3 separate regions of the Homo sapiens genome follow, and regions 1 and 2 are each linked to region 3. The links are chromatin loops, found by intact Hi-C in ENCODE. Cell type or tissue: B cell. All regions are shown on one strand. Region 1 overlaps SIPA1L3 (signal induced proliferation associated 1 like 3). Region 2 overlaps SIPA1L3 (signal induced proliferation associated 1 like 3). Region 3 overlaps SIPA1L3 (signal induced proliferation associated 1 like 3).

Region 1 (8,000 bases), 130 kb after region 3:
TGTGGTGAGCACCATCTGGGGACAGGAACAAGCTGAGAATCTCCAGCACCTGCCCTGTTTAGGTAGAAGGCCAGGATTCAACCTGCACCTGACACCTCCAAAAAGTCTAGAACCACGACTCTCATAGAGTTGACAGAGGAAACCACTGTGATGTCCCTTCCCCACACCCCATCCACTGGCAATGTCTTTGGAGCACAGCAAGGGTAAGACACATTCACAAGCTAAGCTCTGCTGTTGCTTCCACCAGAGCCCACAGCACCCACCAGAATACACAGCAATGAGGGCCAGAGTCAGCGACACAACAGGTTTCATGTCCAAAGCAGCAGTTTGTTTATTTATTTATTTATTTATTTATTTATTTATTTATTTATTTATTTTGAGACCGAGTCTCGCTCTGCCGCCCAGGCTGGAGTGCAGTGGTGTGATCTTGGCTCACTGCAACCTCTGCCTCCTGGGTTCGTTTGATTCTCCTGCCTCAGCCTCCCAAGTAGCTGGGATTACAGGTGCCCACCACCATGCCTGGCTAATTTTTTCTATTTTTAGTAGAGATGGGATTTCACCATGTTGACCAGTCTGGTCTTGAACTCCTGACCTCAGGTGATCCGCCCTCCTCATCCTCCCAAAGTGCTGGGATTACAGGCATAAGCCACCAGGCCTGGCCCCAAAGCAGCAATTTAGAAATGAGCTTTCAGGCTGGGCATGCTGGCTCATGCCTATAATCCCAGCACTTTGGGAGGCCGAGGCAGGCGGATCACAAGGTCAAGAGATTGAGACCATCCTGGCCAACATGGTGAAACCCCATCTCTACTAAAAATACAAAAATTAGCTAGGTGTGGTGGCGCGCACCTGTAGTCCCAGCTAATCGGGAGGCTGAGGCAGGAGAGTCACTTGAACACAGGAGGTGGAGGTTGTAGTGAGCCAAGATCGCGCCACTGCACTCCAGCCTGGTGACAGAGCAAGACCCTGTCTCAAAAACAAACAAACAATCAAACAAACAAAAAACAAAGAAATGAGCTTTCAAACACGCCAAGACCTTTCCTTGCCTTCCTTAGTCCCCCTGCTCACCCTCCTCCCAACTCCCCAAAGACCCCTCTCTTTCCTGGGAGGTAAGGTTCCAGGTTCCAGCAAACCTAGAGGTCAATTTAAGGAGTGGACCTCTCAATCATTCAGGTCTCAAACCAGCACACCGACACCAATGTAAACCCAGAGATTAATGCTGACAAACTGGGACTTCTTTTTTTTTTGAGACAGGGTCTTTCTCCGTCACCCAGGCTGGAGTGCAGTGGCACAATCACGGCTCACTGCAGCCTTGACCTCCTGGCCTAAAGCAATCCTCCCACCTCAGCCACCCATGTAGCTGGGACCACAGGCACAAGCCACCATACCCAGCTAATTTTTTAAATTTTTGTAGAGGTGGAGTCTTGCTTTGTTGTCCAGGCTGGTCTCAAACTCCTGGGCTTAAGCAATCCTCCTGCCTGGGCCTCCCAAAATGTTAGGATTACAGGTATGATCTTCTACGACCGGCCTCAGAATCGATTTTGTGCAACAAGTCCCTCCTATGGTTTTCATTGCTCAAAACTCAGACCCTATCCCCCTTAAACACCCTCCAATACAGCATATAAAACAGGTTTAAAAGTATACACTCTGCACCTGAGCTCAAATGCTGCCTCTGCCACTTCCCAACTTTGAGCAAGTGACCTCTCATTGCCTTATCTCAGCTTCCTCATCTGTGAAATGGGAATAACTGTAGTCCCTGGCACCTCCGAACACAGGCAACACCCACCAACACTAAGCACAGTGCCAGGCACATACAGCAAGTTTGATGGACAGTAGCTCTTTGGTTAGCTATAACTGCTTGTGATAAACCTGCTTTTCATCATACATCTGCCCTTCTCCGCCAAGATAAAACAGGAGTGGCATGTCAGATCTATCACTGAACTACCACCTTTGATTTACACGTGAATCTCATACCCTCGGCCAGTGCTGTCCGATGTGGTAGCCATTAGCCACATGTAGCCACCGAGCACTTGAAACATGGCTGGTACCAACTGAGATACGCTGAAAGTGTAAAATACATATTGTATGTCAAACGCTTAATGTGGAAAAAAGGAAGTAAAATAGCTCACTAATAATTTCTATATTGATTACATGTTGAAATGATGTTTTAGATGAAATAAAATATATCATTAAAATTACTTTCCTGCTTCCTTTTACTTTTCAAAATATGGCTACTAGAAAATTTTTAATTACCTATATGAGCCTCATCAGTGACCCACATTTTTTTTTTTTTGAGAAGGAGTCTCACTCTGTTGCCCAGGCTGGAGTGCAGTGGTGCAATCTTGGCTCACTGCAACTGTCACCTCCAGGGTTCAAGTGATTCTCTGCCTCCGTCTCCCGAGTAGTTGGGATTACAGGCACATGCCACCAGACTCAGCTAATTTTTGTATTTTAAGTAGAGATGGGATTTCACCATGTTGGCTAGGCTGGTCTCGAACTCCTGAACTCAAGTGATCCACCCGCGTCAGCCTCCCAAAGTGCTGGGATTACAGGCATGAGTCACCGCGCTCGGCCCCACGTTATATTTCTAACAGACAGCACTGTTGTGGGCTTTTGAGAACCAGTGTCTTATTCAACTTTATACTGTCAGTGTCAAGCATGGACCCTGACACACAGGGTAGGTGAAGAAATGTTTCACAGATGGACAGATGAAAGATGCTCTCCATACTTTCAGTCTTTTTTTTTTTTTTTTTTTTTTAGACACAGAGTGGTGTGATCATAGCTCACTGTATCCTTGATCTCCTGGGCTCAAGGTGTGGTAGTGCCTGGGCTCAAGTGATCCTCTCACCTCAGCCTCCTGAGTAGCTGGGATTATAGGTGCACATCACCAAGCCTGGCTAATTTAAAAATTTTTTGCAGAGATGAGGTCAGATGCGGTGGCTCACGTCTGTAATCCCAGCACTTTGGGAGGCTGAGGCGGGAAGACCACCTGAGGTCAGGAGTTTGAGACCAGCCTGGCCAACATGGTAAAACCCCATCTCTACTAAAAATATAAAAATTAGCCGGGTGTGGTGGTGGGCGCCTGTAATCCCAGCTACTGTGGAGGCTAAGGCAGGACAGTCATTTGAACCCAGGAGGCAGAGGTTGCAGTGAGCTGTGATCATACCACTATACTCCAGCCTGGGCAACAGAGTGAGAACTGTCTCAAAAACAAAAACTTTTTTTTTTTTTGCAGAGTTGGGGTCTATGTTGCCCAGACTGGTCTTGAACTTCTGGTCTGAAGTAATCCTCCCACCTCGGCCTCCCAAAGTGCTGGGATTACAAGCCTGAGCCACCATGCCCACCCAATATTTTTAGTCTTAAAAGCACCCACTACTGTCCTCACATCTAACCAGGGCTACCCTTCATTCAAAATACGCCCACGCTACAGCAAATCAAAGTGCACACAGGTCATGATGCCGGAGCAGGGACCTGGGGCCCTTACAGGTCCAAGAATCATTGTCTTAGTTGATGGGCTATAGTATGATACTTTAACAGCCCACATGGCTAGTGTGCTTAAAACACCATTTCCAGCTGGGTGCATGGCTCACATCTGTAATCTCAACACTTTGGGAGGCTGAGGCCGTCGGATCACTTGAGGTGAGGAGTTGGAGACCAGCCTGGCCAAGATGGTGAAACCCCATCTCTACTAAAAATACAAAAATTAGCTGGGAGTGGCGGTGGGCGCCTGTAACTCCAGGTACTCAGGAGGCTGAGGCAGGAGAATCGCTTGAACCCAGGAAGCGGAGGTTGCAGTGAGCCCAGATCACACCACTGCACTCCAGCGTGGGCAACAGAGCGAGCCTCTGACTCAAAAAAAACAAAAACAAACAAACAAAAAAAAACACCTTTTCCAGCCAAGTCCCAAGTCCCCTTGCAAAGCTCACCCAAAGGAGACACCCTGCTCCCTCTCCTTGGACACTACACTTTGTTTCATGCTAACCTGTGCCTGGTATGGCAACCAAGCAGTCAACCTTGTTTTACTTGACAGGCTCTGCTGGAGGGTCTTTAGTTTTGAAACCACCACCAAACCATCCCTATCGTGTCTCATTGAGAGCAAAAATGATGCCACAACATCCCAGGCGGCCCCTGCTGCCACATCAATTAGGTACTAAATATAGTCTAAAGTGCTTTGCATGTCAAACAACAAGGAAAGGAAATGCTGTGTCCACTTCCTCAATTTGCCTCTGCCTGGTAAGGAGGGCCCTGGAAGAGTTTAGAATGCAGGTGAAGAGCATGGAGGGTGGAATCAGTTTCCTCATCTGTAAAATGAGTTTGATCAAGTTAATTACTTCACTGGACTACTGTCAGGATTAACTGAGGAATGTGTGAAATGCTTAGAAAAGCATCTAGCACAGAGTAAGCACCAGGTAAGCTGCTATCATTATTATTATTTTATAAAAAAGTAGGCCAGGTATGGTGGCTCGTGCCTGTAATCTTAGCACTTTGGAAGACTGAGGGTGGAGGATCACCTGAGCCCAGAAGTTCAAGATCAGCCTGGGCAAAACAGGTCTCTACAAAAAATAGAAAAAATGTGGCCGGCTGCAGTGGCTCACACCTGTAATCCCAGCACTTTGGGAGGCTGAAGCAGGCAGATCACCTGAGGTCAGGCGTTTGAGACCACCCTGGCCAACATGGTGTAACCTGTCTCCTCTATTAAAAGTACCAAAAAAAAATTAGCCAGGTGTGGTGGCACATTCCTGTAATCCCAGCTCCTTGGGAGGCTGAGGCAGGAGGATCACTTGAGCCCAGGAAGCAGAGGTTGCAATGAGCTGAGATCATGCCACTGCACTCCAGCCTGGGCGACAGAGCAGACCCTGCCACAAAAAAAAAAAAAATTAAAGTAGTATCAACTTGAAAACTAGGAATTAACTCTTCTCCAGTCAAACTGATACTCTTTGTAGCAAACTCACTCCCACCTCCGGGCCTTAACACTTGCTGTTCCCTCTACCTGGAATGTTCTTTCTTCAACTTTCGGCATAGCCAGTGCCACTGCTCATTAAGGTATCAGTTCACATGACTCCTCAAAGAGGCCTGGGAGGCCTTCCCTGACCATCAAAGCTAAGGTAACCACCGCCATCTTGCCCCATCAGCCATTTGCTCTCCACTTACCCTGTTAAATTTTCTCCATCACAGTTAAAACTATCTGAAGAGGCAGGATCAGGATTTTTTTTTTTTTTTTTTTTTTGAGACGGCCTCTCACTCTGCCGCCCAGGCTGGAGTGCAGTGGTGCAATCTAGGCTCACTGTAAACTCCGCCTCCTCCTGCCTCCTAGGTTCACGTGATTCTCCTGCCTCAGCCTCCCGAGTAACTGGGACTACAGGCGCCTGTCACCACACCTGGCTAATTTTTGTATTTTTAGTAGAGACGGGGTTTCACCTTGTTAGCCAGGATGGTCTCGATCTCCTGACCTCGTGATCTGCCCGCCTCAGCCTCCCAAAGTGCTGTGATCACAGGCGTGAGCCGCTGTGCCCAGCCAGGATTTTTTTTAATTAAAAAAAAAAAAAAGAAAGAAAAGGCTGGGCACAGTGGCTCACGCCTGTAATCCCAGCACTGTACAAGGCCAAGGTAGGCAGATCACCTGAGGTCAGGAGTTCAAGACCAGCCTGGCTAACATGGCAAAACCCCTCCTCTACTAAAAATACAAAAATCAGCAGGGCATAGTGGCGCATGCCTGTAATCCCAGTTACTCAGGAGCCTGAGGCAGGAGATGGGCTTGAACTTGGGAGGCAGTGGTTGCAGTGAGCTGAGATTGTGCCAGCCTGGGTGACAGCGAGACTCCATCTCAAAAACACAAAGTGAAATGATCCTGTTTATTGTGTGTCTTCCCGGGCTAGAATGGCTAGAATGTAAACCCTAGGACAGCAAGGATCTTGTCTGTCTTGTTGACTGCTGAATCCTCAGTGCCTAGGATAGGACCCTGGCTCACAGCAGGGTCTCAACACATCTGTCAACTCAATAAAATAAGAATAGTAGCTAACTGCACAGGGCTAATGACAGCCTAATGTGCTGAAAGTCTTGCAGACATTTCATTCAGTCTCCAGCGACCCCCGAGGTAAAGACTACTATCATACCCATTTTGCCAATGAAGAAAAAAGCTCAGTGCACATCTTACAAGTTAGTGGCTATACTGTGATTTGAACTTGGTCTGCCCGCCACCTAAGCCACCTTCCAACCATGGCACACTTCTCGCAAATATGAGGAGTGATATTTCCCACTGATGCTCCACCACCAGCCCCTCACCCCCACCACCCACTGTGGTCAGGGCACTTTACTGGCTCCTGTCTTCCTGGGCAAATCTCCTCCCTTCTTTCAGCGGCAGCTGGATCCCTCACCTTAGGCCCCCAACATCTCCAAGCGGGATCCCTGCAATATAACTTTTTCTTATTTCTACCTGGTGTTTCAAGTGATTGAGTTGGCTCTTCCTGTGAATTTCTCTGGGTTTGAAAGAACACATGTAGGCTGAGGCGGGAGGATCATTTGAGGCCAGGACTTCGAGACCAGTCTAGGCAACATAGTGTGAGACCCTATCTCTACAAAAATTTAAAAATTAGCTGGGTGTGGTGGTGCACACCTGTAGCCCCAGCTACTAGGGAGTCTGAGGTGGGAGGATCACTTGAGCCCAGGAGTTCAAGGTTACAGTGAGCTATGATGACGCCACTGCACTCCAGCGTGGGCAACAGAGTGACCCTGTCTCTAAAAAAAAGATCACAGCTGGCCCTGCCCTGAAGGCTTGACATAGATAATCTTATGAAACCTCTCAACAACCACCCTATAAGGAAGACACTGGTATCATCCCCATTTTCAGATCAGGACACTAAGGCTCAGAAGGACACATGATTTGCCCAAGGTATCACAACTAATATAGGATAGAGTCACAGTGTGAACCCAGACCATGTGGCCCCAGAGTTTGTGCTTCAGCCACTGGGCCATGCTGCCTATGTGAAAGGATACTTTTTATACTTTTTTTTTTTTGAGACAGAGTGTCACTCTTGTCACTCAGGCTAGAGTGCAGTGGTACAATCTCGGCTCACTGCACCCTCCACCTCCCTGGTTCAAGCAATTCTCCTGCCTCAGCCTCCCAAGTAGCTGGGATTACAGGCTCTCATCATCACACCCTGCTAATTTTTTCTTTTTTTTATAGATGGAGTCTCGCTCTGTCGCCCAGGCTGGAGTGCAGTGGCACAATCTTGGCTCACTGCAAGCTCTGCCTCCCAGGTTCACGCCATTCTCCTGCCTCAGCCTCCTGAGCAGCTGGGACTACAGGCACCGGCCACCACGCCTGGCTAATTTTTTTGTATTTTTTAGTAGAGACGGGGTTTCACTGTGTTAGCCAGGATGGTCTCGATCTCCTGAGCCACCACCAAGGATACTTATTAGATGTGTGTTTGCTGAGGTAAAGAAATCTCAGAGGGGCCAGGCGCGGTGGCTCACGCTTGTAATCCCAGCACTTTGGGAGGCTGAGGTGGGCGGATCACGAGGTCAGGAGATCGAGACCACGGTGAAACCCCATCTCTACTAAAAATACAAAAAATTAGCCGGGCGTGGTGGCGGGCGCCTGTAGTCCCAGCTACTCGGAGAGGCTGAGGCAGAGGAGAACGGCGTGAACCCAGGAGGCGGAGCTTGCAGTGAGCTGAGATTGCGCCACTGCACTCCAGCCTGGGCGATAGAGCAAGACTCCGTCTCAAAAAAAAAAAAAAGACATCTCAGAGGAACAACCTAAAGGACCAGCAGTGGGGGAATGCTGGAATAAAGCGTGGTCTCTCTGCACTGAAGAATGTGGGTACAGCTGTTGAAAAGGATAAGCCAGATCTATATGTAATGACTTGGAAGGACATGCCCAGCCATTAATTGAAAAAACTGGGTTACAAATAGGTGTAGCTTGATCCCTACCCCCTCCTTTTTTGGGGAATGGTATGGGAGGAGGAAGAAAACAGTCGATACACACACACACACACACACGC
Region 2 (8,000 bases), 120 kb after region 3:
AGGCCGACCTCAGTGGTGCCCGCCCCCAGCCCGCTGTGGGTGCCTGGAATGCGGAAACGGGAACCTGCCGTGCCAGCTCCTAACAGCGACTTATTCAACAGCCGCAGGAACACGCCAGCCAGCCACCGGAGTTCCCCAGGAGATGGCTGGTCGTCGTGAACAGGCGCGTTCCCAAAGAAAGCTGTTTTGCCAACATTCCCTTTGGGGGAGGGAAAGAAAAGGCCTCCTTACTCATCAGACACGTGGTCTGAGGAGTCTGAATGGGCTTGAAAGAAAGCTCAAAGGTAACAAAGGCGGCTCGCCTATTACCTCGGATTCAGGCACAGGCCACCTGTTCACTGACAGAGCCAGGGCTGGACTTGTGCCCACACCGTCCCCTGCCCTGAGCTTGCGCCTGGATGCTTCATTCAGAACCGTACAATCTAAAGGCGGGCTCCTTGGCCCGTGCAGAGGAGGCACTAGCTCACAGAGGCAATGCAGCTTAATGATTAAACACGGTCGCTGGACTCTTCCAGCCAGCTTTGGAAGCACAACTGAACGGCTTTGGCTGGCTAATAATAACAACCACAACCGGAATGCTCACTGCACAAGGCGCTGTTCTAAGTGCTACATATGAATTCTCTCTCCTAACCCTCACAGCGACCCTCTAAGGAGGAACTATCAGCATTCTTATTTTACAGATGAGAAGTTCAACGAATAAGTCATAGGCTGGAGGTCACACAGGAAGAAAGTGCTGGGGTGGGGATCTAACCCAAGCAGAGGAGCTCCAAGGTTCCAGTTTTTACCCACTACTTTATTTATTTATTTTATTTTATTTTGAGACAGAGTCTTGCTCTGTCACCCAGGCTGGATGGAGTGCAGTGATGCGATCTCAGCTCACTGCAACCTCCGCCTTCTGGATTCAAGGGATTCTCCTGCCTCAGCCTCCCAAGTAGCTGGGATTACAGGCGTGCACCATCACACCCAGCTACTTTTTTTTTTATTTTTATTAAAGACGGAGTTTCAACATGTTAGCCACGCTGGTCTTGAACTCTCAACCTCAGGAGGTCCACCTGACTTGGTCTCCCAAAGTGCTGGGATTACAGGCATGAGCCACCGCGGCCGGCCTTAACCACTACTTTAGATCTCCTCTTGTAAGAAGAAGCAGGTGCTCCCACTGGGCCTCAGTTTCCTCATCTATGAAATGGGATGAAGAGTCAGTGAGAGCTTTATTATTATTTTTGTAGAGACAAGGGTCTCACTGTGTTGTCCAGGCTGGTCTTAAACTCCTAGCTTCAAGCGATCCTCCCTCCTCAGCCTCCCAAAGCGCTGGGATTACAGGCATGAGCCACTGTGCCTGGCCAAGTGAGATCTTTATGGTGAGCACTATGCTTGTGGCTCACAAAAATGCTCAACAATCAGCTGCACTTATCACATGCTGCCCTCAGAGTCAGTCAGGTCCACTTTATTCCTTCAAAATACCGAGTAATCAGCTCAGGTCAGAGTTTAAATTCCAGGCAGCTGAAGGAAAAGAAATTAAGAAAGGCTCTTACCATCCTTCTTTTCATCCACACACACAAATGTAAACAATGTCTATTCTGAGTCAGGCACTGGGACACAGTAGTAAACAAAAACCACATAAATCCTGCCCACAGGGAGCTTATAGTCCCCTGTGAATGAACTGGCACAGAATATTCAAAGATTAGCTGATACATATTGTATGAGTGCTGCTTTGGGTCGGGTGCTGTTGGGGGTTGGGGGGGAGGGGTGTCTAAGCATGTCACGTGCTTTGATGCATTCGAATCCTCCCAACAACCTAGGAGGACAGTACCATTACCAGCTCCACCTTACAGATACGGAAACTAAGACATGCAAGGCTAAGTGGCTTGCCCAAAGTAAAACAGGGAGCCCAAGATGGATCAAGAACTTGCACTCAGCAGTCTGGCTCAGAGCCCACACTGCATTCCTCAGCCCTTTGCAATCTCAAAGGGCAATGGCTTTACAGTGTGGCCACGAGCAGTAGCAACAGGTATCCTCAGGAAATTTCAGTCTGCAAAAGGGATGGTCACTCTTCATAGATTTTTTTTGGTAAGGGGGTGCAGGATTATAAAATATTTATTATAAGTCACATTTATGCTGGGCACGGTGGCTCACACCTGTAATCTCAGCACTTTGGGAGGCTGAAGTGGGAGGATCGCTTGAGCCCCAGGAGTTCGAGACCAGCCTGGGCAACAAAGTGAGACCTCGTCTCTATGAATGATTAAAAAATTAGCCAGGCATGGGCTGGGCACGGTGGCTCACGCCTGTAATCCCAGCACTTTGGGAGGCCAAGGTGGGAGGATCATGAGGTCAGGAGATCGAGACTAACACAGTGAAACCCCGTCTCTACTAAAAATACAAAATAGCCGGGTGTGGTGGCGGGCGCCCGTAGTCCCAGCTACTCGGGAGGCTGAGGCAGGAGAATCGCTTGAACCAGGGAGTCAGAGGTTGCAGTGAGCCGAGATCGCGCCACTGCACTCCAGCCTGGGAAACAGAGTGAGACTCCAACTAAAAAAAAAAAAAAAAAATTTGCCAGGCACGGTGGCATGCACCTGTGGTCCCAGCCACATGGGAGGTTGAGGCGGGAGGATTGCTTGAGCCCAGGAGATCAAGGCTGCAGTGAGCCATGATTACACCACTGCACTCTAGCCTGGGTGACAGAACAAGACTGTCTCTAAAAACAACAAACACATACATACATACATAGATACAGACATACATACATAAAAAGTCACATTTAATATGTTAATAGCAGAGGCCACGTTCTTAAGTACTTACCATGCGCTGGCCCCTGGGGGTAAGCACTTGACTGGCATCCTCTCCTTTCATCCAAGAACAGCCCTCAGAGGGGGAAACAGCCTTTGCAAGGAAGGGTAGGAGGAGGGGGGAGGGAGTCAGGAGCAGAGAGATGGGTGAGACCCAGGTGTTTCTGGGCAGAGTGAGTGAGTGCTCTCAAAGACCTCGCACTCTAACCTTCAGACTGCTGCCTCATCACCCAACTCAAGTTTCCCTGAATTGCCAGACAGAATACTTGGTATTCCAACAAGATTCAGAGTTCTTGTGGTACTGGGACTTTGTGCACAGTTTCAAAGGTGGGCATGATTAGAGAACAAAAAGCTAAGTCCTGATTCAGGTAATTACAAAACAAAGCTGGTAAGCACGATGACAAAAATGCATGGGCATTATGCTTTCCCTGTGTTCCACTTATTTCTGCAGCAAAACCAATTGTCTGCCTACCCAATATCCCTCCCCCTTTCCCAGTCCTTTCCTAAATGGTACTCTGATTTCATTCCTGTAGCCACTCTCCTCCCTGTGCTACCTACTTCAGGTAAGGCTGGCCCCGGCTCCAGCCCCAGCCCCAGCCCCAGCCCCAGAGGGTCAATCCTAATTGGCCCTTGGCTGGTTTCTCTGGGCAGGGTCACATATCACCATGCTGGCCAATGAGATATGAGGGAAATCTGGGAGGCAGGGAATCAATGAAAGGTTTCCTCACTCTTAAAGAGATACACAGCAAGTGAGAGATGCCCTCTTTCTGCTGCTGGATGTGGCACTGTCAGTGTGTGCCAACTGGAGCCTTGGCAGTCATCTTGTGGCCATGCAGGGAGCCTAGGGACACAGGAGACACACCATGGATGGCAGAGTGGCTTGAAGGAGAGGGATGGGGTCCCTGCAGGCATTGTGGAACTGCTTAGTCAACTCCTGTGCTGCTGTGCTGCCTACCTACAGGCTTCTTTGTTATATGAGATCATAAATCTCGTTATTTCAGGCCAATTTCATTTGGGCTTCCTATTACAGTAGCTCATGGTTCTCAAAACGTGCTTCCTGGACCAGGGGCACCAGTGTCACCACAAAATGCAAATTCTCAAGCTAGACTTACAGAATCAGGAACTTACAGAATCAGATGGGGCCCAGCAATCTGTGTTTTACCTAGCCCTCTGGGGATTCTGATCCTTGCTAGGGTTTTTTGTTTTTTTTGAGACGGAGTCTCACTCATTCTGTTGCGCAGGCTGGAGTGCAGTGGCATGATCTTGGCTCACTGCAACCTCTCAGAGCCTCCCAGGTTCAAGCAATTCTCCTGCCTCAGCCTCTCGAATAGCTGGGACCACAGGTATGTGCCACCACACCCGGCTAATTTTTGCATTTTTAGTAGAGATGGGGTTTTACCATGTTGCCCAGGCTGGCCTCGAACTCCTGGCCTCAAATGATCCACCTGCCTCGGCCTCCCAGAGTGCTGGGATTACAGATGTGAGCCACCACACCTGGTCTTGCTCGGGTTTGAAAACCACTGCAGTAGCACACAGAGCTTTAGAGTTAAGATACAGCTCTGGAGTCAGACTGCCTGAATCCAAATCACGTCACCATGCTGATACACTGTTGGTGGGAATGTAAATTAGCTCAGCCACTGGGGAAAGCAGTTTGAAGATTCCTCAAAGAACTAAAAATAGAATTACCGTTCGACCCAGCAATCCCATTTCTGGGTATCTACCCAAAGGAAAAGGAACCATTCTACCAAACGACACCTGCACTCCTACGTTCATCGCAGCACTCTTCACGATAGCATGTGAATCAACCCACAAAGCCAGGGAATCAACCCGGATGCCCATCAACAGCGGACTGGACAAAGATAATGTGGTACATATATACCATGGAATACTACACAGCCATTAAACAAGAATGAAATCATGTCTATTGCAGCAACATGGATGTAGCTGGAGGCCATTATCCTAAGTGAATGAATGCACAAACAGAAAACCAAATATCCAATGTTCTTACTTCTAAGTGGGATGCTAAACATTGCGTACACGTACACACACACACACACACACCCCATGTTCTTACAAGTGAGAGCTAAACATTGCATACACACACACACACACACACACACACACACACACACACCCCATGTTCTTATTCTAAGTGGGAGCTAAACATTGCATATACACACACACCCCATGTTCTTACTTCTAAGTGGGAGCTAAACATTGGGTACGTACACACACACACACACACACACACACACACACACACACACGAACAACAGACACTGAGAATTCCAAAAACCAAGAAGGAATGGGGCAAGGGTTGAAAATCTACCTACTGGGGGCTAGGCGCAGTGGCTCACGCCTGTAATCCCAGCACTTTGGGAGACCAAGGTGGGTGGATCACCTGAGGTCAGGAGTTCAAGACCAGCCTGTCCAACAAGGCAAAATCCAATCTCTACTAAAAAATACAAAAAAGTTTAGCCGGGCATGGTTGGTGGAGGCACCTGTAATCCCAGCTACTCGGGAGGCTGAGGTAGGGAGAATTGCTTAAACCCGGGAGGCGGAGGTTGCACTGAGCTGAAATTGCGCCACTACACTCCACCCTGGGTGACAGAGCGAGACTCCATCTCAAAAAAAAAAAAAAAAGGAAAAGAAAATCTACCTATTGGGTACTCTGTTCACTATTTGAGTGACAGGATCTGTACCCCAAACCTCAGCATCACACAATATACTCATGTAACAAACCTTCACATGTACCCTCTGAATCTAAAAAAAAAAAAATCATGCCACCACCTTTTTTTAGCTGCCTGACCTTGAACAAGTTATTCAAATTTAGTTACCTCATCTGCAAAGGGAGAATAATATCTTCCAGGGTTGTCGGGAGGCTTAAAGGAGTGGCTTCATGTGAAGGGCCCGGCACAGTGTCTTGCATGCAGCAGACGCTACATACATTGCCTACTTGCTGCTGCAGTTGTTGCTGCTGATGCTGTTACTACTGTTTGCAGCCAAAGGCTTACCAACTGACACAACTTCCCGACTGAGCTCTTCCAAAGTTGGCGCCATATCTCCTTTAAGGTTATTTCACCCCCACCCGCTCCCACAGGACCGAGGCCAGTGCCCTGGTTCCACAACGACTTGCAAGTCTCCCATCGCTACAGGGAGGTGCACGGCTCCTCAGGCCCCCTCCCCAAGCCTGAGCCACCTGGTCCCCGCAGAGATTCCCACAGACACCTCAAGCTGGGTGCTCTGCCAGCTACTCTGATGGGTGACTGATGCAGAATGCCCACGGGTTCCAGAGAGCACCCCCACCATGTGAGTCACACCAAACACCCAGCAAGAGTCCGCGGGTGCCCCTCCCTCTGGGAGCTGTGATTTCAAAACTGGTGGCACCAAGACGCAGAAAGCCAAAGTGACGAACATCAGAAGCCAGGTGAGGTCCCCGTGGAAAAGGGGCAGCCTCTTGCTGGGCTTAATAGCAAGCCCTGGTTTGAGGCCACAAGTAGGGCAGGGGTTTTCACGCCCTGGTGTTACAGGCACTGTTGGGCCTGTCACTGAAAGAGGATGGTGAGATGCAGGAGGAATCGGGGGAGGACTACCAACCCTCACAGCAAGAAAGGATTGGCCAAATTCCTCATGTTCCTGAAAGGAAGCTGTTAGGCTGAACCTCATAAAATTGCCAATATTCAACCATTCTTGACCCACGAAAGCACAATGTCAGGCAGTCCAACCTAATACAAGACAGGAAACTCACTCAGATAATGTAGTGTCAAGGAACTGGTCACCATCAGGAAACTGGAATTGTGGTGGTCTCTTGGGAAGGGAACTGGGTGCCCTATTTTTGTTGCTTTGGTTCCTTGTACATGTGGTCACTAGTCAAACTTTTCAAAAGTGTAATAAATCGGCCGGGCGCAATGGCTCACGCCTGTAATCCCAGCACTTTGGGAGGCCAAGGAGGGTGGATCACGAGGTCAAGAGTTTGAGACCATCCTGGCCATCATGGTGAAACCCCATCTCTACTAAAAATACAAAAATTAGCTGGGCATGGTGGTGCGTGCCTGTAGTCCCAGCTACTCAGGAGGCTGAGGCAGGAGAATCGCTTGAACCTGGGAGGCGGAGCTTGCAGCGAGCCAAGATTGGGCCATTGCACTCCAGCCTGGCAACAGAGTGAGACTCCGTCTCAAAAAAAAAAAAAAAAAAAAAAGTAATAAATCAATCAACCCTGAAAAATCTTAACCTTCTCAATCAGAGAAAAGACAAACCTGTGCAGGACCCTAAGAGATCTGCAAATATCTCCTCTCTACCCTCATCCCTCCCACTCTCCTGGGCTCATTCCGCTCCAGCCATGTGGGCCTCAATCTTACCAGGCCCCTCACCTCAGGGCCTTTGCACTGGCTGTTCCCACTCCCTCACCTCCTTCAGGTCTGGCCACTTTCCCAAGGAGGCCATCCCTGGCCACCCTTCCCAAAATTTCAACACCCTCCACCTTAACGCAGTCATGTGTTGCATAACACTGTTTCAGTCAACAATGGACCACATTTACAAGGGTGGTCCCACAAGACGACCATGGAGCTGAAAAATTCCTATTGCCTAGTGACATGAGCCACGGGGAGGTCGGAGAGCCATGCATTATTCACCTGTTTGTCGTGGTGTTGGTGTAAATAAACCTACTGTGCTTCCAGTCACGTAAAAGACAATGTAACACATACAATCATGTACAGTACATAATCTTTTTTTTTTTTTTTTGAGACAGAGTCTCCCTCTATTCCCCAGGCTGGAGTGCAGTGGTGTGATCTCGGCTCACTGCAACCTCTGCCTCCTGGATTCAAGCAATTCTCCTACCTCAGCCTCCTGAGTAGCTCAGATTACAGGTGCACGCCACGTCGCCCAGCTAATTTTTGTATTTTTAGTAGAGAGAGGGTTTCACTATGTGGGCCAGGCTGGTCTAGAACTCCTGATCTCAGGTGATCCGCCCACTTCAGGCTCCGAAAGTGCTGGGATTACAGGCGTGAGCCACCACACCCAGCCCATGTACAGTACATAACACTTGATAAGGATAATAAATGACTATGTTACTGGTTTACATATTTAGTATATATACTTTTTTTTTTTTTTTTGAGATAGAGTCTAGCCCTGTCACCCAGGCTGGAGTGCAGTGGCGCAATCTCAGCTCACTGCAACCTCTGCCTCCCGGATTCAAGCTATTCTCCTGCCTCAGCCTCC
Region 3 (8,000 bases):
ATGCTATTTCTACCCCTGTAAATGCCTGAAATTCCCCATTACTAAAACAACTCAAGTGGGGCGTGGTGGCTCACGCCTGCGATCCCAGCATTTTGGGAGGCCAAGACGGGAACACTACTTGAGACCAGGAGTTCAAGACCAGCCTGGGCAACATAGCAAGACCCTGTCTCTACAAAAAAATTAAAAAGTTAGCAGGTGTGGTGGTGTGTGCCTGTGGTCCCAGCTACTCAGGAGGCTGAGGTGGGAGGATCACTTGAGTTCAGGAGTTCGAGTCTGCAATGAGCTAAGATCGAGCCACTGCACTCCAGCCTGGGCCACAGAGATACCCTGTCTCAAACAAACAAACAAAAAAACCAAACCAAACTAAGAAACAAATCAAAACCAACAGGTCTGTATTCTGTTGGTGGGGATACACCAGGTTCTAGTGGCAGAACCGTCTTTGAGGGCAACTTGTCAGTTCATTACATCAAAACCATGCATATCCCTGGACCCAGCAATTCTGGCTCCAGTAAAAACACTGGCTCAAGAACCCAGAGCTTCTTGGACGAGGCTCCCCACTGCAGCACTACTTGAGAAAGACGAAAAGATGAAACCCAAGAGTCTCTCATTAAAGAATCAGTAAATACATTTTGATATGTCCATATGATACAGGCAGTCATTAAAAAGAAAGAGGGTACATTTAACATGCTAACGTGAGAACATGTCTAGAGATAGTCATCAGAGACAAATGCTAGCTGTGAAGAAAAAGTATTTATCACGTCACATTAAAACCTATGTGCTACCCAGAGGAGAAAACTCTGGTAAATGTAGTGATATCCACAAACATGACTATAGCATTTACCATGTGCCAGGCACTGCTCTAAACACTTTACATATATTTTCTTTTCTTTTTAAGACAGAATCTAGCTCTGTCACCCACGCTGGAGTGCAGTGGCATGATCTTGGCTCACTGCAACCTCCGCCTCCCAGGTTCAAGTGATTCTCCCGCCTCAGCCTCTGGAGTAGCTGGGATTACAGGTGTGTGCCACCACACCGGGCTAACTTTTGTATTTTTTGTAGAGATGGGGTTTCGCCATGTTGCCCAGGCTGGTCTTGAACTCCTGGCCTCAAGTGATCCATCAGCCCCAGCCTCCCAAAGTGCTGAGATTACAAGCATGAGCCACCATGCCCAGCGCACACATCATACTTTTAAAAATTAAAAACTACACACGTGGAAATGAATATACAGCACTCGACTCAAATGTGAAAGAAAGGAGTAGCTCCAAGCCTGCTCTTCGGACAACTTTGACTATATTGTCTCTTGGACGACCCAGGAGAAGCCAGAAATTCCTCCACAGGCAGAGCCATTCTGACGTGCATTGAAAGTGAAAGGATACAACATTTGAAAGTTTAGAAACTTTAAAACAATAATAATGACGGTGATAGTGATAATAATTGCTAATGCTTTCAGATCACATATGTGTTAGGCGCTGTTTTTTTGTTGTTGTTGTTATTGTTGAGACAGTCTCACTCTGTTGGCCAGGCTGGAGTGCAGTGGTGTGATCTTGGCTCACTTCAACCTTTGCCTCCTGGGTTCAAGGGATTCTCCTGCCTCAGCCTCCTGAGTAGCTGGGATTACAGGCATGCGCCACCACGTCGGGCTAATTTTTGCATTTTTAGTGGAGACGGGGTTTCATCATGTTGGCCAGGCTGGTCTCGAACTCACGACGTCAAGTGATCCACCTGCCTCGGCCTCCCAAAGTGTTGGGATTACAGGCGTGAGCCACCATGCCCAGCCAGCACTGTCTTAAATGCTTTACATATATTATCTCATTTAATCCTCAAAATACCTTACAATATAGATACTACTATTATTTCCATTTTATATTTATGGCAGCTCTGAGGCTCAGAGAGGTGAACTAACTTGCTGGGTTACATGGCAGGGTCAGGATTCAAACGCAGGTCACCGGCTCCAGAATTTGCCTTCCAATGCCTGTGCTGACTGGGCCTCTCTTGGAAAGGGGAGCCTGAATTAGGTTAACAGGGGCATGAAGAGGCACTCAGCCAGACTCACCATCAGAGCATTAAAACCCCGGAGACCCCACTTGACACCCTTCGGATTGGTGAAACTGGGAAGCAGGACAACAGCAAAGTGGCGAGAGGTATGGGGAAGCGGGACCCTCCTGTGCTCTCGGGGGAACGCGGGTCAGAGCAGCCTCATAGAGAGCTCAGGAGTTCAAGATCAGCCTGGCCAATGGAGCAAAACCCCAGTTCTACCAAAAGTACAAAAATTAGCTGGGTGTTGTGGCAGGTGCCTTAATCCCACCCCTGGGGAGAGAGAATGCCTATCTCCGGCTGCAACTGACTCCTGGGGGTAAGCCCCATGGGTTCCTAAGGCAAAGGTAGGCGGATGCTCACTTGAAGCATGGTTTGAAGTGGGGTGGAGCTAGGGGCAACCTGGATGCCCAACACCAGGGGACCAGACACGTGAGCCGTGGCAGATGTACAGCATGTACAACTGTTCAGCTGCCAGACGCCATACACTGGACACACATCCAGCAACGTGGCTAGATGGCGAACACATGCTATTTGGTGAAAACCAGAAGAAACCGAAAGAATGAGATACAGAGCTCCAAACCCCGGAAGCTGACTCTTTACTCAAACCTCAATATATATTTTGCAAGGATGTGTGCACAGCTACAGACACACCGGAAATATTTCAGACTGGGGGAAGGAATGAAAGGACCTATAGAGGATGAAGATGGAAAGAGAAACAAAAACCTTCCCAGTGACAAGGGAGGAGACACCCATTTTTTTTCCCCACCATCAGACAAGTAGTCTTTGGCAGCCAGACTCCACTTGCCCCCTGTCCACCCCCCGCTTTTTTTTTGAGATGGGGTCTCGCCCTGTCGCCCAGGCTGGAGTGCAGTGGCGCAATCTCAGCTCACTGCAACCTCCACCTCCTGGGTTCAAGCGATTCTCCTGCCTCAGCCTCACGATAGCTGGGACTACAGGTGTGCACTACCACACCCAGCTAATTTTTGTATTTTTAGTAGACACGGGGTTTCACCGTGTTAGCCAGGATGGTCTCTTGACCTCATGATCTGCCCGCCTCAGCCTCCCAAAGTGCTGGGATTACAGGTGTGAGCCACCGCGCCCAGCCTGCCCCCTTTTTTGGGTGTTAACTGAGGGTGGATGATGCAGGAGGCAGAAATTGGACGCAAGTCACTAAACTTCTTCAAAAGAAAACCACACTTCTTTGTTCTCAAATGCCACAAAATCTGTTGGGCCTGACACGATTTGCTAACTTAGGGAGGGGACTTGGTCAGGGACTGAGCTTGGCAGGCATTAATGGTTGTCTACTCAGTTTCCACTTCTGCTTTTTTCAGCTACTAGACAACAGAACCCAGTTGGTCAAGAGTGATCAGGATGTGGCATTCCTCTAGTAACTTGACCGGCCTGGTTGAGGGGCACGTGACCTCAGCTGGACCAGCTGTAGACTGAGGGGAACCACTTATAACCATCAGTGGGGTGTGTTCTCTCTCTCCTGATGCCTGTGGACAAGGGCAAGTGGCCCTGATTATCACTGGAAGCCATTCTGGAACCAAGAGGCATACAGAGGCCTTTGGAGGCTGAGAACCTGAGTCCCTGACAGACATGCTTGAGCTGCTGATCCTATCCACCTGGTGCCCATCCACCCCTGGGCTTCTAGAACACATCACATGTCTTAACCATTGGCCAGATGGTGCCAGGGTTGTTACTTGCAACTAAAAAGCATCCTGACTGAGAACCACAAAGCAGCCTGCTATCTTTTAATTGTTAAACAAGAGAAAATCTCTGTAGGAGGGAAATGGGGCATTAGAGGCATGAACAGGAAGGGCCAATTCATCCTAGTGTATGGGAAATGTTCACCCAGGCTGCATGTCCCCTGCCCACCCAGAGGCACACGCACGATTCTCTGTGCACGAGAGCTCAGGAAACCCTCTGCAGTGGGTCACTGTTTCCCTCACATCCTTTACCACAGTGGAGTTACCGCCGGTTTCCCATGTTGTATTTCTCCTGATGACGGCAGGGGGTTAATCCCCAGCTGACTGGAGCTGAGGATGAGAGACAGGACCAGAAAGCCCAGCCTGGCACTCCTGCAGCTGCTCTGTTCCTGAATCAAAGGTCGGACTTCAGGATCTGGACTGCCGCTGGGGTCTCTAAAATGACACGTGGTCCGAGGCCCTCCATGAGGAGACCTGGCTGGCTGCGGTGTCACATCCCTCCGTCAGCATCAAGGGAAAGATACCAGTGTGGCAGGGGCGGGCAAAGGAGCGTGCGCTCTGGGGTCAGCCCGGCCCGGGTTCAATCATCGCTCTACCCACAGATCGCCTGTGACTGCCTCTACTATAAAGTGAGTGGCAGGAGGGATCGAGGTCGAAGGAGGAAAAAATAACACAAACCTACCCAGTGAGACATTGTGTCACTGGCCATGTCGGTTCATTCATTCAACAAATATTTACTGAGCAGCTCTTTCGGGCCAGGTCCTGTTCTAGATGCTGGGGATATGGCAATGCACAAGACACAGAATTCCTATGGTCAAACAGGAGCTCACAGGCTATACTATAGGGTGTAGACAGGCAATACACAAGCCCACAAATCCACTGTGATATGTGCCATGAAGAAAATAAACCAGGTGATATGACAGAGAGAGGAATGTGTAGGAGTGTGTGTGAGTGCGTGCGTGTGTGCGTGCGTGTGTGTCGGCGGGGGAGAACAGGCTGGCAGGAAGTATAGCAGAGTGATTATGAAGCCAGATGGTCTGGGTTCAAATCCTGGTTCTGCCACTTCCTACCTGTGTGGCTCACGCAAACAACCCAACTTATCCGTGCCTCAGTTTCCTCATGTGTAAAACTGGATAGTGCCTGCCTCACAGGGTTTTTGGGAGGACTAAGTGGGTCAACACCTATAACATACTTAGCAGTGGGGACCACGCCTGGCTGGGGAGCCCATCCACTTAAGGGTCTCTGGAAGAGCCACTCAACCACCCAGGTGGTGCTGTTAGGCAGCCACAGCTACAAGCCATGTGGGTTTTCTGAGACACGATACACCCAAGTGCTCTCAAAGAGAGCCCCCTCCTGCAGGATCAGAGCCACCTTGCTCTGAGCGGGCAGCTGTGGGTACAGCAGAAGGGACAGCAAAGCCCTCCACTTACTGAGCAACTGACAGACGCCACTCGGGCACAGGAGATGCCGGGTTGCGGGGTCAGAGGAGCTGCTCGGGGGACCTGGGCCCCTCCACACCCGGAAAATCCAGCAGCATCCCCAGGCTGCGGGCGAGATGGCGGATTCATGTGGGCTCTTGCTGGGGGGTTGTGGCACAGGGCCTCCCAAAACTCTCAGCCTATGAAGGAGTCATTTCCTGTGCCATGCCCAGGAGACACAGGTAATCTGGAAACTCCCCTCCCCGGCCACCCTGCCTCTTTCCAGGGCAGGGCCCAGAACAGGGAACCGAGAGAAGCACGTTGATCGGCATGAGGTCAAAGACTCCACCACCACCCCACGGCCCCCGACCTTGAAGCTTTGTGCTGTCATCTGGCCACTCAAAAGAAATAGGGAAATGAGGAGGGGGGACAGGCTGCTGGCAGCGCTGGGCCTGAGAGGAAATGAGGCCATCTTTGCGGGCAGCAGGTGGGGGTCCCTTTTGAGAGGCCTGGAGGTCTATGGAGGAGGCGGGGCTGCTGTGACCTGTTTCTCGGGCCTCCCAGCAGCCTGGGATGGACCAGCAAGCTGCTTCTTTCCTAGAGGCTGATGAGTCGAGAACCAGGGCACCTTCTCGTCTATAGAAAGCTCCTCTCAACCCCGCCGACTGAGTGGCCAGATGACGGCAAAAAGCTTCAAGGAATCACAGTGGTGGAGGCGGCTCTGGAGTCTCTGACGTGACCCTGGAGCGGTACAAACTGTCCTGGGGGAGGAAGAGTGTCAGGACATCAAGGCTTGAAAGTGCACACAGAAGTTTAGAAAGAATTAAATGAAGTTGTATCACTTCTCCCCTGAAAACCCTTCTGTGGCTCCCAGGGGCTGTGGGAAGAAAGTCCAAATCTCCTACCGTGGCTCACCAGACCAGCTGACCCAAGTTTTCCTTCCCGCACTCTGCTCCTCCAACACACCCAGTTCCTCCCCACCTGCGACACCTTGGACCTGCACACAGACTATTCTCCCAGCCAAAATGCCCCAGCCTCCAGCCCACCCCAGGCTAGTTCCTGTTCATCCTCCCCGTCGAGCTTCACAGGTTGCTTCTTCAGAAAAGCCTCCTCTGACACTCCCACGCCCACCCCAGCCTGGAATAAGACCCCCACCTCCTTCCTGCCTGTTATTCTCTCTCAAGGCCCCCTGCACTTTTTCTTTCTTTTTTTCCTGAGACAAGGTCTTGCTCTGTCACCCAGGCTGGAGTGCAGTGGCGTGATCATGGCTCACTGCAGCCTCGACCCCCCGGGCTCAAGCGATCCTCCCACCTTAGCCTCTCGAGTGGCTGTGTACCTTTTCTTTATAGTTTCATTGCCACAGTTAAATTACGTGGCTGAGTGATTATTTGGTATCTTTTTTTTTTTTTGAGACAGAGTCTCACTCTGTCACCCAGGCTGGAGTGCAGTGGCATGATCTCAGCTCACTGCAACCTTCCGCCTCCCGGGTTCAAGTGATTCTTGTGCCTCAGCCTCCCGAGTAGCTGGGATTACAGGCACGCATCACCACACTGGCTACTTTTTGTATTTTTTGTAGAGACGGGGTTTCACCATGTTGGCCAGGCTGGTCTCGAACTCCTGACCTCAAGTGATCTGCCCATCTTGGCTTCCCGAAGTGCTGGGATTACAGGTGTGAGCCACTGCGCCCAGCCTGATTATTTGATATCTATCTCCCCCACTAGGTGGTGAGGGCCATGAAGCCAGAATAATGGTAATGATAGGATTTAACTTGTAACAACAGCTCAAGCCTATCAAACACTGATGATGTTTTACAGCATTATCTCATTGATTCCTGACAACAGCTCCATGAGTCAGTATTATTATTAGACTCATTCTCTAGATGGGGATGCCACGTCAGTCCTGTTGGTGGCACCAGGCACTAAGTAAATGGTCTGGGGGGCGCCCAGATGTCTGGGTTATGTTTCTGATTCTCCTTCCCCATCATCATCTGGGGACAGGAGCCCAGGTCCATAGAACACACTTCTGCCATACTCCACAGTGACGACCCCCAATTCCAAGGGCTCCTCTGCGTTCTAACCTCTCCCCAATCCATGAAGACATTAATTTAACACATTTTTATTGTGCAGCTATTGTGTGCCAGGTGTGGCCTGAACAGAGAGAAAGCAACAAACAACACGTGTAGTCACACCTTCACAGGCCTCAACAAAGCCCCGTCTCTCTTGAACCTGCTCCCTTCAGCCTTTTGTGCCTCCCATCTAGCAATCACCTCGGGCCCTCATCAACCTCCTGCCTCACTGCAGGGGTCCATACTCTCCAGGTCTCCTCCCTCCTCACTGGCACTCCCTCCCCAGCCTCCTTCGCTGATTCCTCGCCGTCTCTCCGCACAGCTTCGCTCTTCCCCATCCACACGGCTCTCCTCGTGATTTCAACACCTCTGTGCTGGGGACCCCTACTTTTCCTTCTCCCCCCTGGACCTCTCTCAACTTCAGGTATGCGTATCCAACTGTCTCCTTGCCATCTCACGCAGCTGTCTGACGGGCACCCAGCACCGAACAGACTCAGCCACGTCTCTGATTCTTCACAAGGCCTTCTGCCACTCCCTGCAAACCCCGACCCTGGGGTCCCTCAATGCAGTATCTTCACCCCTCAGCTGGTGTCCAGGCCCAAACCTCAGGGTCATCCTAGCCCCCTCTCTTTCTCTCACCCCTACATCCAGGCCATCAGTACTCACTGTCAGCTCCACCTTCAAGATATAAATGGGCTCACCCCTCCTTCACACCCCCACAGGCAGGACCATGGACCACAGCAGGAGCTTCTGCCCCAATTTCCTGGCTCT

Evidence for each region. Peaks named below come from ENCODE experiments on the same cell type or tissue, not always from the same donor. Only the 100,000 strongest peaks of a DNase experiment are listed, where the experiment ranks them.
Region 1: it touches region 3 in a loop (4-fold over the local background); 20 of 110 quality-filtered maps call a loop at or near these places.
Region 2: a loop joins it to region 3, with 9 times the contacts of the local background. A loop is called at or near these places in 2 of 110 quality-filtered maps.

The regions. Positions count from the first base shown.
Region 1 is chr19:37,911,249-37,919,248 of GRCh38, reverse strand. The region is part of intron 1 of SIPA1L3 (signal induced proliferation associated 1 like 3); the gene reads right to left. Among named protein-coding and RNA genes, the nearest start is that of SIPA1L3, 8.0 kb to the right of the region's middle. RefSeq lists enhancers at 79-198, 2,629-3,494, 3,495-4,360. In B cell, no CTCF peak of the experiment used is centred here; a DNase peak (open chromatin) is centred at 4,188; H3K4me3 peaks cover 1,889 bases; H3K27ac peaks cover 7,576 bases.
Region 2 is chr19:37,924,572-37,932,571 of GRCh38, reverse strand. All of the region lies in intron 1 of SIPA1L3 (signal induced proliferation associated 1 like 3), which reads right to left. Among named protein-coding and RNA genes, the nearest start is that of SIPA1L3, 21 kb to the right of the region's middle. RefSeq lists a silencer at 6,289-6,358. In B cell, no CTCF peak of the experiment used is centred here; DNase peaks (open chromatin) are centred at 61, 621, 3,891, 5,671 and 2 weaker places; H3K4me3 peaks cover 2,383 bases; H3K27ac peaks cover 7,609 bases.
Region 3 is chr19:38,043,951-38,051,950 of GRCh38, reverse strand. All of the region lies in intron 2 of SIPA1L3 (signal induced proliferation associated 1 like 3), which reads right to left. Among named protein-coding and RNA genes, the nearest start is that of SNORD152, 120 kb to the left of the region's middle. RefSeq lists enhancers at 2,331-2,860, 3,514-4,262, 5,131-5,510, 6,241-6,290. In B cell, a CTCF peak has its summit at 7,054 (motif pointing right); DNase peaks (open chromatin) are centred at 2,570, 3,300, 4,740, 5,540 and 1 weaker place; H3K4me3 peaks cover 2,786 bases; H3K27ac peaks cover 7,326 bases.